Linked DNA regions of Homo sapiens: region 2 is linked to region 1. A link is a contact called in ENCODE Hi-C or POLR2A ChIA-PET data. All regions are on one chromosome and are shown on one strand. Each heading gives the region's core, a stretch centred on a gene start or an enhancer-like site at or near the end of the contact. The rest is flanking DNA. Distances are from core to core; before and after follow the strand shown.

The links. Hi-C counts contacts between places; a loop is a spot of excess contacts on that map. ChIA-PET counts read pairs that join two places held with the same protein, here RNA polymerase II (POLR2A). Pooled maps may share reads with other maps.
Region 2: a loop to region 1 is called in a map of Calu3, with 5 times the contacts of the local background. The contact joins two enhancer-like sites. A Hi-C loop is called at or near these places in 1 of 168 maps with a recorded cell type or tissue (Calu3) and 2 of 50 pooled maps. POLR2A ChIA-PET finds 5 or more read pairs at or near these places in 4 of 52 experiments (AG04449, B cell, CD4-positive, alpha-beta T cell and 1 more).

Annotation. Positions count from the first base shown.
Region 1 is chr20:53,640,701-53,647,756 of GRCh38, forward strand. No RefSeq gene overlaps it. Among named protein-coding and RNA genes, the nearest start is that of ZNF217, 50 kb to the left of the region's middle. RefSeq lists enhancers at 2,579-2,628, 2,669-2,718. Within about 2 kb of position 2,616, at least 29 of the 41 ENCODE cell types and tissues checked have a DNase peak (open chromatin) inside an H3K27ac peak, as active enhancers do; they include B cell and Panc1, where a contact is called at or near this core.
Region 2 is chr20:53,785,059-53,792,444 of GRCh38, forward strand. No RefSeq gene overlaps it. Among named protein-coding and RNA genes, the nearest start is that of BCAS1-AS1, 130 kb to the right of the region's middle. Within about 2 kb of position 1,418, at least 12 of the 41 ENCODE cell types and tissues checked have a DNase peak (open chromatin) inside an H3K27ac peak, as active enhancers do; they include B cell and Panc1, where a contact is called at or near this core.

The sequences.
Region 1 (7,056 bases), core at 1,366-3,865:
AGTGAGTCCAATCTTGGCTCACTGCAACCTCCGCCTCCTTGGTTAAAGGGATTCTCCCGCCTCAGCCTCCTGAGTAGCTGGGACTATAGGCGTGCACCACCACAACCTGATAATTTTTGTATTTTTAGTAGAGATGGGGTTTCCCTATGTTGACCAGGCTGGTATCGACCTCCTGGCCTCAGATGATCCACCCGCCTCGGTCTCCCAGAGTGCTGGGATTACAGGCGTGAGCCACTATGCTTGGCCACAAAATGACTTTCTGTAGGTCTCTGCCAACAAAGAGAATCAACTTTCATCTATTCCTAAAATAAAAGCACCTTGGAGAAGGAAAAACGAGAAAAAATGAGCAGTTATGGGCTGGGTGCATTGGTTCACGCCTGTAATCCCAGCACTTTGGGAGGCCGAAGAAGGTGGATCACAAGGTCAGGAGCTTAAGACCAGCCTGACCAATATGGTGAAACCCTGTCTCTACTAAAAATATTTAAAAATTAGCCAGGTGTGGTAGTGTGTGCCTGTAATCCCAGTTACTCGGGAGACAGGCAGGAGAATCGCTTGACCCCAGGAGGCGGAGGTTGCAGCGAGCCGAGATCGAGCCACTGCACTCCAGCCTGGGCGACAGAGCAAGACTCTGTCTCAAAAAAAAAAAAGAGCAGTTATGTTGAAAGGACAGAACTTGGAAGGGCAGCTTGTTGAAATATAAAAGGAGGGTATTTTAGGGCAGTGAAACTATTCTGTATGATACTGTAATGGTAGATACATGTCACTATGCATTTGTCAAAACTCATAGTCCTGTACAACACAAAGAGTGAACTGTAATGTAAACTATAAACGTTAATTAGTAATAATGTATTACTATTCGTTCATCAAGTGTATCAAATGGACCACATCAATGCAGGATGTTACTAATAGGGGGAATTGTACAGATGGAAGGAGGGAGTTGGAGAAGAGGGCATATGAGAACTTGTCACACCGTCTGGTCAATTTTCTGTAAACTAAAACTCCTCTAAAAAAATAAAGTCTGGGTCGGGCGTGGTGGCTCATGCCTGTAATCCTAGCACTTTGGGAGGCTGAGGCGGGCAGATTACCTGAGGTCAGGAGTTCGAGACCAGACTGGCCAAAATGGTGAAACCCCGTCTCTACTAAAAATACAAAAAAATTAGCTAGGCCTAGTGGCACACGTCTGTAGTCCCAGCTACTCAGGAGGCTGAGGTATGATAATTGCTTGAACCCAGGAGGCAGAGGTTGCAGTGAGCCGAGATCATGCCATTGCACTCCAGCCTGGGTGACAAAAGCAAAACGCCCTCTCAAAAATAAATAAATAAATAAAGTCTGTTAATTTAAAAATAAATAAATGCTTAAAAGGCACTCTGTCTAATGAGTACAAAAATTGGAAGGAAAATGACCCTTCACTTCACTGTTGCATGAACAGGAAATGGAAATGTTTTTGGGCATATGTATCTCTTGGGAGAGTGAGGTGGAAAACAATACCAGCCACCATTCTTTAATTTGGATTGATCCACTGTTCTTGATTTTGAATAGCAGGTGGCTTTGCTGTGGTGTTATTGTTGTTGCTCTTTTTTTGTTTGTTTGTTTGAGACAGAGTCTTGCTCTGTCGCCTAGGCTGGAGCATAGTGGCGCGATCTCGACTCACTACAACCTCCGCCTCCCGGGTTCAAGCGATTCTCCTACTGGGATTACAAGCACATGACACCATGCCCGGTTAATTTTTGTACTTTTAGTAGAGACAGGATTTCACCATGTTGGTCAGGCTGGTCTCGAACTCCTGACCTCGTGAACCACCCACCTTGGCCTCCCAAAGTGCTGGGATTATAGGCGTGAGTCACTGTGCCCGAACGTTGCTCTTTAATGTTAGTATTTTGTTATCCCAAAGAAAGCTCTCAGACCACGGAGACTCTTAAAAGACAATATCAAATGTTTCAACAACTGACAAACCTCAGACTTCCTGTATTTCTGTAAGTTGCAGTTTTCCCTTCCTTCTTCTTCTAATTTGTTAATATCTCTGGGGCCACAGGCTCTCTCTCTCTCACACAGGTCTCTAACTAGATCAGTGGATCAAAGGTGAGGCTTTGCTAAGTAATCAGGGTAATTTCACCGGTGTAGCAAGCTATTAAAAACAGACCTGCAGGGTTTTTCAAGGACAACCAAGGTATTGATTTGGCAACCAAAAACTCCTGTAGTGCAAGCAATAATACACCAGGGCCAGTGTTTCCAACACCGTCACAACTCCTCCCCCTCCCTGTCCCTAGTGACATTACAAAAGGCACAGCTAAGGCCGATACTCCAGCTCCTATGCCCCTGCTCCTGTCTTCAAAAGGAACGTCACTGTTATAAATTAGACAAGGGAAGAAAAACCTCATTTCTTTGATGATTTTTTTAAAGAGCTTTGTTTTCCCACGCATAATTGTTCTTCCTATTCATTATGCCTTTATGTAGACTTTGCTTTTTCCTTTAAAGAATACACTTCTTATGTAATTTGTTTTGCATTTCTGGAATGAGGAACTTTTCTGCTCATATTGTTGTTAAAATCTAGACAACACGCCCGTGTGATAGATCACCCTGAGCCTTGGAAGGAAATGATTCACCACAATACTGTAACTGAAAGTCGTCTAACACCAGGGCTGGAAGGCAGGCTATGAACCGCTGCATTACCTGCGTGCAGCAGCAATGGGAGGCAGCCAGAGGTTCCCTCGGCCTGCCTAGCTCACTTCAGCTTTGTTCCTGTTCTGTTTCCTCCGTCCGAGTAGCAGGATGCTGGAAATTCATCCTCCATTTTTAAGTTTTAAAAGAAACCCAAAAATTGTGATTTTTTTTTTTTTTTTGACACCGAGTTTTGCTCTTGTCACCCAGGCTGAAGTGCAATGGCACGATCTTGGCTCACTGCAACTTCTGCCTCCCAGGTTCAAGGGATTCTCCTGCCTTAGCCTCCTGAGTAGCTGGGATTCCAGGTGCCCAGCATATGCCCAGCTAATTTTTGTATTTTTAGTAGACTCAGTGTTTCACCATCTTGGTCAGGCTGGTCTTGAACTCCTGACCTCAGGTGATCTGCCCATCTCAGCCTCCCAAAATGTTGGGATTACAGGGGTGAGCCACTGCACCCAGCTGGGATTTTTAATAAGCCACATCTGCCCAAATGGGCCTTTCCAGGCTACTGTCTTATAATTTTGCACTTAAATTTGTATTTAAACCACACATTAATGCACTGTATGGAAAAAGTGAACACCAAACATACCTATTACTAATAAAAAGATTTCAAACAATAAAGCCAAAAGAGCAGAGAAACTAAAAATAAAAAATATGTATTTTATTTTCCTCTGCATGTTTTTGGTGAAGGCAGATCATAGATTACGCCCATGTCAGAAACAATGCAATTTTATAATTCTTATGAAAAATGGGCCAGGCGCAATGGCTCATACCTGTAATCCCAGCACCTTTGAGAGGCCTAAGTGGGTGGATCACCTGAGGTAGGGAGTTGGAGACCAGCCTGACCAACATGGAGAAACCCCGTCTCTACTAAAAATACAAAATTAGCTGGGCATGGTGGTGCATGCCCGTAATCCCAGCTACTAGGGAGGCCGAGGCAGGAGAATTGCTTGAACCCAGGAGGCAGAGGTTGCAGTGAGCCGAGATCGCTGGTTGTGGTGGTGTGCACCTGTAGTCCCAACTAGTCTGGAGGCTGTGGTGGAAGAATCTCTTGAGCCTGGGAGGTTGACGCTGCAGTGAGCCAAGATTGTCACCGAACTCCAGCCTGGGCAACAAAGCAAGACCTTGTCTCCAGAAAAACAAAAACAACAACAAAAAAAACTAATTAATATTTCAGTAAAATTTAGGTATAAATTTGGCAAGAATATAGTTCTTCACTTTTTTTCACTATGCTGCTCTTTTCTAAAATCAATTGATGAAATTTAAAAATTCGAGTGAATGTGTGTATGAAAACTGAATTAATCTGATATTTTCTTATATAAATTTGATTTCCATGATTACAGCTGAAATTGAGTTTAAGCTAACACAAATATTCAGGTGGTTTCCCTCCCTCCCTCTGTCCCTCCCTCTTTCTCTTTCTTTCTCCCTTTCTTTCTTTCTTCTTTCTTTCGACAGGATCTCTCTCTGTCGCCCAGGCTGGGTGTGGTGGCGGGTGCCTGTAATCCCAGCTGCTGGGGAGGCTGAGGCATGAGAATCACTTGAGCCTGGGAGGCAGAGGTTGCAGTGAGCCGACATCAGGCCACAGCACTCCAGCCTGGGCAACAGAATGAGACTATGTCTCAAAAGAATAAATAAAATGAAATGAAATGATGATAATAATAATAATAATAGTGCTAGTCTTAAGAGTGGGCTGTGCGGCTGGGCGCAGTGTAACCCCAGCATTTTGGGAGGCTGAGATGGGTAGATCACCTGAGGCCAAGAATTCAAGACCAGCCTGGCCAACATGATGAAACCCGTCTCTACTAAAAATACAAAAATTATCCAGGCATGGTGGCGCGCACCTGTAATCCCAGCTACTTAGAGACTGAGGCAGGAGAATCACTTGAACCCAGGAGGCAAAGGTTGCTGTGAGCCAAAGATCATGCCACTGCACTTCAGCCTGGGCGACAGAGCAAGACTCTGTCTCAAAAAAAAAAAGAGTGGGCTGTGACAGATGGATGACAATCCATTGAAAGCAGGTCTCAGCCATCTAGGTCAATCTGGGCAGCTGCTTATTTCTGTAAATAAAGTTTTATTGGAACACAGTTGAGCCTACTCATTTACATATTGGCAATGGCCTCTGTTCTACTTCCGGTTAAGACAAAGCCTCTAGCGCTCAAAGCCTAAAACAGGTATTAGCTGATGCTTTGCAGAATGTTTACTGACCCCTAATCTAAAGTATTTAGTACAGTTACTCGCATCTGGAAGATACCTGCTATTTATATGTTAAGTAAACTCAAAGGCAAAGATCAGCTTCTGTTTATCATTCTTCCTTTCCCTGGGTTCAGCAAAGGCCTTGCACATGTAGTGTGTGCTTTGTGAAATATGAAGTTAACATAATTCATGACAATAAAATATAATTGTCATGATATAGCATTCAGAGAAAGTTGATAAGTAATAAAACTTTGGGCACAGTTTCAATTTAAAATAATCCCAATCTACTTTTTCAGTATTCCGTAATTTCAGTTAGAGTGCAAATAATTATGTAATATTGGAATGCCATTCAACTGGCTTGTATTTATGTGAAGAGAAGTTGGTCAATGTGAAAGGAAACCAACATTACCATCTTTTTTTTTTGAAGCTGTAATGATCATAAAATGTAAATGCATTCTGCAAACTTCAAATAATGTGTTTTAATGGCCTAAACCCCTGGTAAAGTTAGCTTTTAGAGCAGACACAAAATAAAATTGGGTCCTGAATACTGGTTGGTGCATCATGGGGTAGAGGCAGAGGAAGAAAGAGGGGAGAGGCCAGGCGCAGTGGCTCACGCCTATAATCCCAGCACTTTGGGAGGCTGAGGCAGGCAGATCACTTGAGGTCAGGAGTTTCGAGGCCAGCCTGGCCAAAATGGTGAAACCCTGTCTCTACAGGAAAAAAAAAAATTTAGCTGGGCATGATGGCAAGTGCCTGTAATCCCAGATACGCGGGAGACTGAGGCAGGAGAATCGCTTGAACCTGGGAGGCAGAGGTTGCAGTGAGCTGAGATGGGACCACCGCACTCCAGCCTGGGTGACAGAGCGAGACGCCATCTCAAAAAAAAAATAAAAGAAAAAAAAAGAAGAAAGAGGGCAGAAAAAGAATGGAGCGAGATATCATTAGCTCACCACTCCAGCTGAAAATCAGTTCAAAGTAGAGCTCTGTGCCATACCAGTCCCCAGCGTGGGCACTTCTAATTACAGTCAATGAGCATTTTGTTTGTAAGGGAGAATTTTTTTTTTTTTTTTTAATAGGGACAGGGTCTCACTCTCTCGCCCAGGCTGGAGTGCAGCAGCATGATCATAGCTCTGCAGCCTTGAACTCCTGGGCTCAGTTGATCCTCCTGCCTTAGATTCCTGAGTAGCTGGGACTACTGGGACTACAGGTGCAGGTGTGAGCCACCACTCCTGGCCTTGGGGAGAATGTTAACTTCTAAGTAGAACTTAACCAGAGGCAACACTCAAGAATTCCCAAGAGCAGCAGGCATAGTGGCTCCCCCATGCCAGCATTTTGGGAGGCTGAGGCCAAGGATCCCTTCAGCCCAGGAGTTCCAGATGAGCCTGGGCAACGTAAGGAGACCTCATCTCTCTCTCTCTCTCTCTCTCTCTCCCTCTCTTTTTTTTTTTTTTTTTTTTTTGAGACAGGGTCTCACTCTGTTGCCCAGGTTTGGAGTACAGTGGCACGGTCTCGGCTCACTGCAGCCTCAACCTCTTGGGTTCATTGCCTCAGCCTCCCGAGTAGCTGGGATTACAGGTGTGCACCACCATGACCAGCTAATTTTTGTATTTTTAGTAGAGACAGGCTTTCACCAGCTTGGCCAAGCTGGTCTGGAACTCCTGACCTCAAGTGACCCGTCTGCCTTGGTCTCCCAAAGTGCTGGGATTACAGGTATGAGCCACTGCGCCTGGCCATGGATTTATTATTATTATTTTTTACTTTTTTATACAAAGACAGTAACCCCAAGAGGACAGAAACCTGCTCACAGCTGTATTTGGCACCTAATATGACATCTCGGAGGTATTCGAGGCTAATTTGTTGAAAAGTATGAAAGCAGGTTCTGTTTTTTTGGCTCTGTTGCCCAGGCTGGAGTGCAGTGGCGTAATCTTGGCTCACTGGAACCTCTGTCTCCCAGGCTCAAGTGATCCTCCCACTTCAACCACCCCAGTAGCTGGGACTATAGGCATGTGCCACCACAACTGGCTAATTTTTTATTTTTTGGTAGAGATGGGGGTCTTGCTGTGTAGTCCAAGCTGGTCTCAAATTCCTGGGTTCAAGTGATCCGCCCATCTCAGCCACCCAGAGTGCTGGGATTATAGTTATGAGCAACCGTGCCCTGTTAGCGGGTTATGTTCTAACCCCTGACAATGAACATTTTCCCTG
Region 2 (7,386 bases), core at 168-2,667, 140 kb after region 1:
TTCGAGACCAGCCTGACCAACATGGAGAAACCCCGCCTCTACTAAAAATACAAAAAAATTAGCCGGGCTTGGTGGCACATGCCTGTAATCCCAGCTACTCAGGAGGCTGAGGCAGGAGAATCACTTGAACCCGGGAGGCGAAGGTTGTGTTGAGCAGAGATTGCGCTATTGCATTCCAGCCTGGGCAACAAGCGTGAAACTCTGTTTAAAAAAAAAAAAAATGCATCTGCAGTGAACATGTACTGACTTTCTTTCTTGTCGTTTCCTGAATAATACTGTACAACAACTATTTATATAGGCTTAGGTGTTATAAGTAATCTACAGGTAACTTAATGTGTACAGGAGGATGTACATAAGCTGTATGCAAATATACCTTTTTCTTTTGTTTTTTGAGACAGGGTGTGTTTCTGTTGCCCAGGCTGGAGTGCAGTGGCAAGATCTTGACTCACTGCAATCTCCACCTACTGGGCTTAAGCCATCTTCCCACCTCAGCCTCCCAAGTAGCAGGGACTACAGGGGGACGCCATCATGCTGAGCTAATATTTGTACTTTTTGTAGAGATGAGGTTTCGCCATGTTGTCTAGACTATGCTGGAACTCCTGAGCTGAAGTGATCCGCCTACCTTGGCCTGCCAAATACACCTTTTTCTGTCAGGAACTTGAGCATCTGTGGATTTTGGTATCCGTGGGAGGTCCTGGAACCAATCCCCCAGGGATATGGAGGGACAACTGTATTACAATATTCTCATTGTTTTACTTATTGTTGTTGTTTACTAAGCAGGGGCACTGAATATGGTCAGGCAGGCTGCCAGTTTCACAGTTCTCTATTTGGAGTGTCTGTTTCCAAATAGACACCCCCCCCGAAGCTGTGAAATGGGGCAGCTTCGCCAATAAGCTGAACATCATGGCATCTATTGATCAGCCTTTTATATTTCTTTTTACGGGTATTGCCTTTATTTTGAGGATTTTCCATCTGTAAGTTCTCTTTATATAGGCTATTAGGCGTCTGTCATACATGTTGCAAAGATGTTTTCCAGCTTTGCAATTTGGAGTTGACTTTTGACACCGATGAACCAGTGACAATTACTTCTGATCCGATAACTTATTTGTTGGCAAAGCATGGTCCTGTGAATTCCTTTCTTGGCACCTAGGATCATTGCTTCAGCATCTGTTCTTTTAGAAAACAGGTTTGTCCAGCAACTTGTATTTGTCATCTTCCTTGTGATTTGTTTGATCAAGTACATTGTCTGTTAAGTTGAGTTGCTGCTGGCTTTCAGGTCAAACGCATTAGGCTTTAATAGGCATTCTGAAGTGCTTACCAAACCCAGCTCTGTAGTAAAGGAACTGTTAAGAGTCCTTCTTTTCTCTTTTCCTTCTCCTACTTTTATTTCAGTTTGTTGAATTCCTCCCATAATCTGCCTCTGGGTTAAAGGCTTTACGTTATCTTTTCACATCTAATTCTCATAACCTTGTGATCCTAGGTGTGGTTAGTTCCGTTTTTTATTTAAGGAAACTAACTTGTGGAGAAGTAAAAAAAAAAAAATTCTACCCAGAATCACATGGGTAGCAGGTGAGGAAAGTGACTTTTGAACTTACATTGGTCAGACTCCAAAAGTCAAGCTCTTAACCTTCACCCTACTACCTCTAACTTACCCTGGCTTTCAATGAGTTGCTTGTGTGTTTCTTCGTCTTTTAACCCTGATAAAGAGATTTGGTGCACAATAGGACCTGAGATCTATTGGGTTGAGAAAGAGAAAGAATATTCTATGTGGGGTGGGCTGAGGAGGTGTTTCCAAAATGTTTCCACTTCAGTTTCATACACAAACATACAATGGATGAAAAAGCAGGAAGGCAATAAGCTCACTTTGTTACACACTCCTCCGCAGTCAGGTTGTACATAATGCCGCTACGAGCAGCTTCTCAACCTCAGCACTGTTGACATTTTGGGTGGATAATTCTTTGTTTTGTGTTGCTGTCGTGTGCCTTGGATATTTAGCAGTATCCCTGGCCTCTACCCACTAGATGCCAGTAGCACCTCCACCCCTGCTGTGACAATGGAAAATGTTTCCAGACATTGCCAAACGTCCTCTGGGAGGAAGAATCGCCCCTGGTAAACACTCAATGGCCTATGATTAATAAAGGCTTAACAATGCCTTTCACAGCTCCAAAGAAATATCCATAGATTACAAGGCTAATAAAGATACACTGGGTCATGTATTTCTCTCCTTCTCTCTCTCTCTCTTTTTTTTTTCCCGCTAGCAGAATTTCCTAGTGGAAGCTGAATGTTTGATTAGCACACTTAGAAACCGTAGAAATGTTTATTTAAATATATGGCTAACACAAAGAAAACATTTTTATCATTATTTTCTCATTACAGATAATTTTTTTTTTTGAGGTGGAGTTTCGCTCTTGTTGCCCAGGCAGGAGTGCAATGGCATGATCTCAGCTCACCACAACCTCCGCCTCCCGGGTTCAAGTGATTCTCCTGCCTCAGCCTCTCGAGTAGCTGGGATTACAGGCATGTGCCACCACACCCGGTTAATTTTGTATTTTTAGTAGAGGCGGGGTTTCTTCATGTTGATCAGACTGGTCTCGAACTCCTGACCTCTGGTGATCCGCCAGCCTTGGCCTCCCAAAGTGCTGGGATTATAGGTGTGAGCCACTGTGCCCGACCATTACAGATAACTTTTATTGAACTCATACTGTTTGCCAGTCCCAATGCTAAATCCCTTACTATGTCATTTATCTCATTTATGACTCACAGGTTTTAAAAATAGACATGAATGTTATGCCCATTTTACTGATGAGGAAATTGAGATTTACAAACATTAAATAACTTCTTTTAAGATCACTGGAAAGATTAATGCAGCTGAAAACTTAACCCAAGTTTGTTTTACACTGGGGTTTATTTACACTACTGACTTCCAAAATTAATATTCATCCACAGTAGGACAATTAAACACAATCATTAAAAACAAAATGAAGACTATAAAATCAGTGCTATCTTACCACTCAGCAATAATCTGTATTGACATTTTGCTATGAATTCATTCAGTCTTCATTCTCTGCATTTAAAAACATATATGCTTTAGAAAAAACGAAACATGTTTAATATCCTATGTTTTTTCTTTATATTTGGGACTACTTTTCCATCATGATGTTAAACATTCTTTACTAAGTACCATTTAAAAGGGCTATATAAAAATTAAAAAAATTAACCAGACATGGTGGCATGTACCTGTAGTCCCAGCTACTTGGGAGGATGAAGTGGGAGGTTTCTTTGAGCCAAGGAGTTAGAGACCAGCCTGGACAACATAGTGAGACCCCCACCTCTAAAAAAATAAAAATATTTAGCCAGGGGTAGTGGCGTGTGCCTGTTGTCCCAACTACTTGGGAGGCTGAGGCAGGAGGGTTGCTTGAGCCCAAGAGTTTGAGGCTGTAGTAAGCTATGATCGTGCCACTGCACTCCAGCATGGGTGACATAATGAGACCCTGTCGCAAAATGAATGAATGAATGAATGAATAAATGAAAGAGCTATTTCATATTCTACCAGGGAACATTTAAACAGTCTCCCATTGCCAGACATTCTGGTTGTATTTTTTTCCTCTCTCCCTCTCTCCTTCTCCCACCCTCTCTCTTTCTTTCTTTTTCATGTTATTTACACAAGATAAATTCCTAGCAGTGAAATACTGGAGTAAAAGTAATCCTATGTATTTTGAAGAGTGCCGATGTCATCAAAAAGTGATATATTTTTAAGGCTCATGATGCATGCTGTCAAATGCACCCCCCCAAAGGTTGTACTGATTTACATTTTACCTGCATTGGATGGATGGATATACTTTTTTCCTCCAAAAAACAAAGGGCTTCTAACTAATTAAAAACAAAAAAACATGGCCAGGCATGGTGGCTCACGCCTGCAATCCCAGCACTTTGGGAGGCTGAGGTGGGCGGATTACCTGAGGTCGGGAGTTCGAGACCAGCCTGGTCAACACTGCAAAACCCTGTCTCTACTAAAAATACAAAAATTAGCCGGGTGTGGTGGCACATGCCTGTAGTCTCAGCTACTTGGGAGGCTGAGGCAGGAGAATCGGTTGAACCCGGGGGGCAGAGGTTGCAGTGAGCCAAGATCACACCACTGCACTTCAGCCTGGGCGACAGAGCGAGACTCCATCTCAAAAACAGACAAAAAAATACACACACATATGCATATTCACACACACACACACACACACACACACACACACACACGCTTGTAGATATCACAGAGAAAGTCATATTGCCTTTTATTTGCATTTCTTTGCTAGTAATAGTTCTTTATGAAACATGAGAAATTTATGCACTTAACAAGAAGTAGTGGGGGAGTAGTAGTTAAAGATAGACTCTGCAATATGAGGAATAGTGAGACCCATTTCACAGATGAAAAAGTGTGTAGACCTAAAATGTTAATGTGTATATTTAATTATACAACATAACTGCAAATCAATGTAAGAGAATAGGTTTAAACTCCTTACAAACATACTTCTTATATATCTCATAAATCTGAACCCTAAGATGAAAGCAAATTGACAAATTAATACAAACAAAACTATGAGGACTTGGAAACCCAAATTAGCAGCAATAATTTCATATGTGGATGAAACAACTGCACAGAAGTGCAATCTCTGTAAGCAGTGTGGATGCCTTGTCATGGCACTTTCTGAGTCTGCAATGACTCAGCCCATCCTCCACTTTTCTCCTGAATCACGAAAAACAAAGCATTCCTGCTGGCACAAATGCATCCTTTACATGCCCATCCTGCCTCTTTCTTCTTCCCATTCACTCCACAAGTAAAGTAATATAACTTGGGGTCATTTATTGTAAACCCAAGTACACAATTAAGTGGGATGTTTAGTTAGCATACGGAAATATTATGTTTAGATCATTTGCGAAAGAGAATGGAAATGTAAACTACTTTCTTATAGGAAACTAAAACCCACTTAGCTAAATGTTGAAAGCATAGGCCAAGGATGAGACAGACTGAGCAAGTCAGAGCCACAGTGTTCTTATCTGTGAAATGGAGGAAATAATAGTTACCCCATAGGTTGTAGTAGATTGAGTCAGAATAATGCAGGTAGGCTGCTTATGACATGCAAACTATTATTAAAACATGTTTTCCATTCGTCATTTGGTTTCTTAGAGACAACCCAGATTTTCGTCTTCTTTTTTTTTTTAGACAGAATCTCGCTCTGTTGCCCAGGCTGGAGCACAGTGGCGCAATCTTGGCTTACTGCAACCTCTGCCTCCTGGGTCTAAACCATTCTTGTGCCTCAGCCTCCCGAGTAGCTGGAATTACAGGCACGACCTACCATGCCTGGTTAATTTTTTTGTATTTTTAGTAGAGATGGCATTTCGCCATGTGGGCCAGTCTGGTCTCGAACTCCTGAGCTCAAGTGATCCGCCTGCCTCGGCCTTCCAAAGTGTTGGAATTACAGGGATGAGCCACCATGCTGGTATCTCTTTTTGGTGGTATCTCTTTTTCCCTCCCTGTATCCATACCCTTTGCACATACTACCTTTGTGATCTCTTCCATGAAGAAATGAGATCTATTTCCCACACCTTGAATAGCAGCTGGATTTTTGTCTTGCTTTGGCCAACGGAATCCTGTTGTATTTAAGGAGAAATGTTTCATTCCAAAACAAGACCACAGATTATTTTAAAAGTCCCCAAAGCAGGAGATCTGTGTTCCATGATCCCCCCCCGCCCCTGCATTTGCTCCACTCAGCCAAGGTCTAGCTGGAGTGTTTTTACACCAAGATTTCTGTTCGTTTTCATTGATACAATTCAGTTGCACAGAGCGCTTCTTAATCTCTCTGCTCAAATAATTGGATGTGTTTCGAGTGATTTTCTAAGTGAGAGAATCAGTGGTTTCTATGCAGCATAAACACCGGGAACCTGATTCACAACTTTCTTAGTGGAGTCTGACATCTACAGAAGCCTCCCTGCGGATCTTGACTCTCCTTCCTGGCATCTGACTCCAGGAAGGTGGCGTCTGAACCACCTCCTGCCAACAAAATCCTGGGAAAATAAAGCTGGACCCATTCAAGGCGAAATTCCCCATAGCCACAGCAAGCTGGAATGAATTTACATGCACATTTAGTTGATATTTCCTGCTTGTCTCTTGAACATGTAAATGGATGCTACTCCTTTCTGTAGAAGCAGGGTCAGGTAAGGACACAATTAATGCTTACAGGTTTCCCTGAGGGCTCCCAGGCCCCCAATCTCCCAATCTCACACTTCCCTAATACCGTGACTCATGGAGTCTCATGCTCACAGTGAAACCCTGAAACCCCTGCCAGTTCCTTCAAATCTTTTTAATCTTTTTTTTTTTTTTTTTTTTTGAGACGGAGTCTCGCACTGTCAACCTGGCTGGAGTACAATGGCACAATCTTGGCTCACTGTACCCTCTGCCTCCTGGATTCAAGCGATTCTCCTGCCTCAGCATCCCGAGTAGCTGGGATTATAGGCGCCCACCACCATGTCCGGCTAATTTTTTGTATTTTTTAGTAGAGACAGGGTTTTACTATGTTGGCCAGGCTGGTCTCGAACTCCTGACCTCATGATCCACCTGCCTTGGCCTCCCAAAGTGCTGGGATTATAGGCATGAGCCATGGCACCTGGCCTCCTCCAAATCTTTCTAAGAAAGCATTTTGAAGCCCAACTTCATTTTCATTATTATTATTAATTGGGGTCCAATTTTGCATACAATACGTTGCAAAGGTTTGTATTTATTTATTTATTTATTTATTTATTTTTATTTCTTTATTTGAGATGGAGTTTTGCTCTTGTTGCCCAAGCTGGAATGCAGTGGCATGATCTCGGCTCACTGCAACCCATGCCTCCCGGGTTCAAGTGATTCTCCGGCCTCAGCCTCTCAAGTAGGTGTGATTACAGGTGCACGCCACCACTCTCGGCTAATTTTTTGTATTTTTAGTAGAAACAGGGTTTCACCATGTTAGCCAGGCTGGTCTCGAACTCCTGACCTCAGGTGATCCGCCTGCCTTGGGCTCCCAAAGTGCTGAGATTACAGGTGTGAGCTACCACGCCTGGCCAAATTGCAAAGATTTTAAATGTAGTTTTATGTCTTCCAACAAAGCTCTATACCCTTGTAACCACTGCTCCAATTGATATAAGAACTCTTTTATCACTGTACATTCCCTTATGTCTTTTTCCAGTAACAATCCGTCCTCTCCCGAGATTTTGATTTCTAACACCGTAGCTCAGTCTGGCCAGTTTTCAAACTTCACATAAATGGAACCAGACAAAATGATCACTTTTGTGTCTGGCTTCTTTTTATTGAAATGTTTTTGAGATGCGTCTGCATTGTTATTTATGTCCTTAGTTCATTTT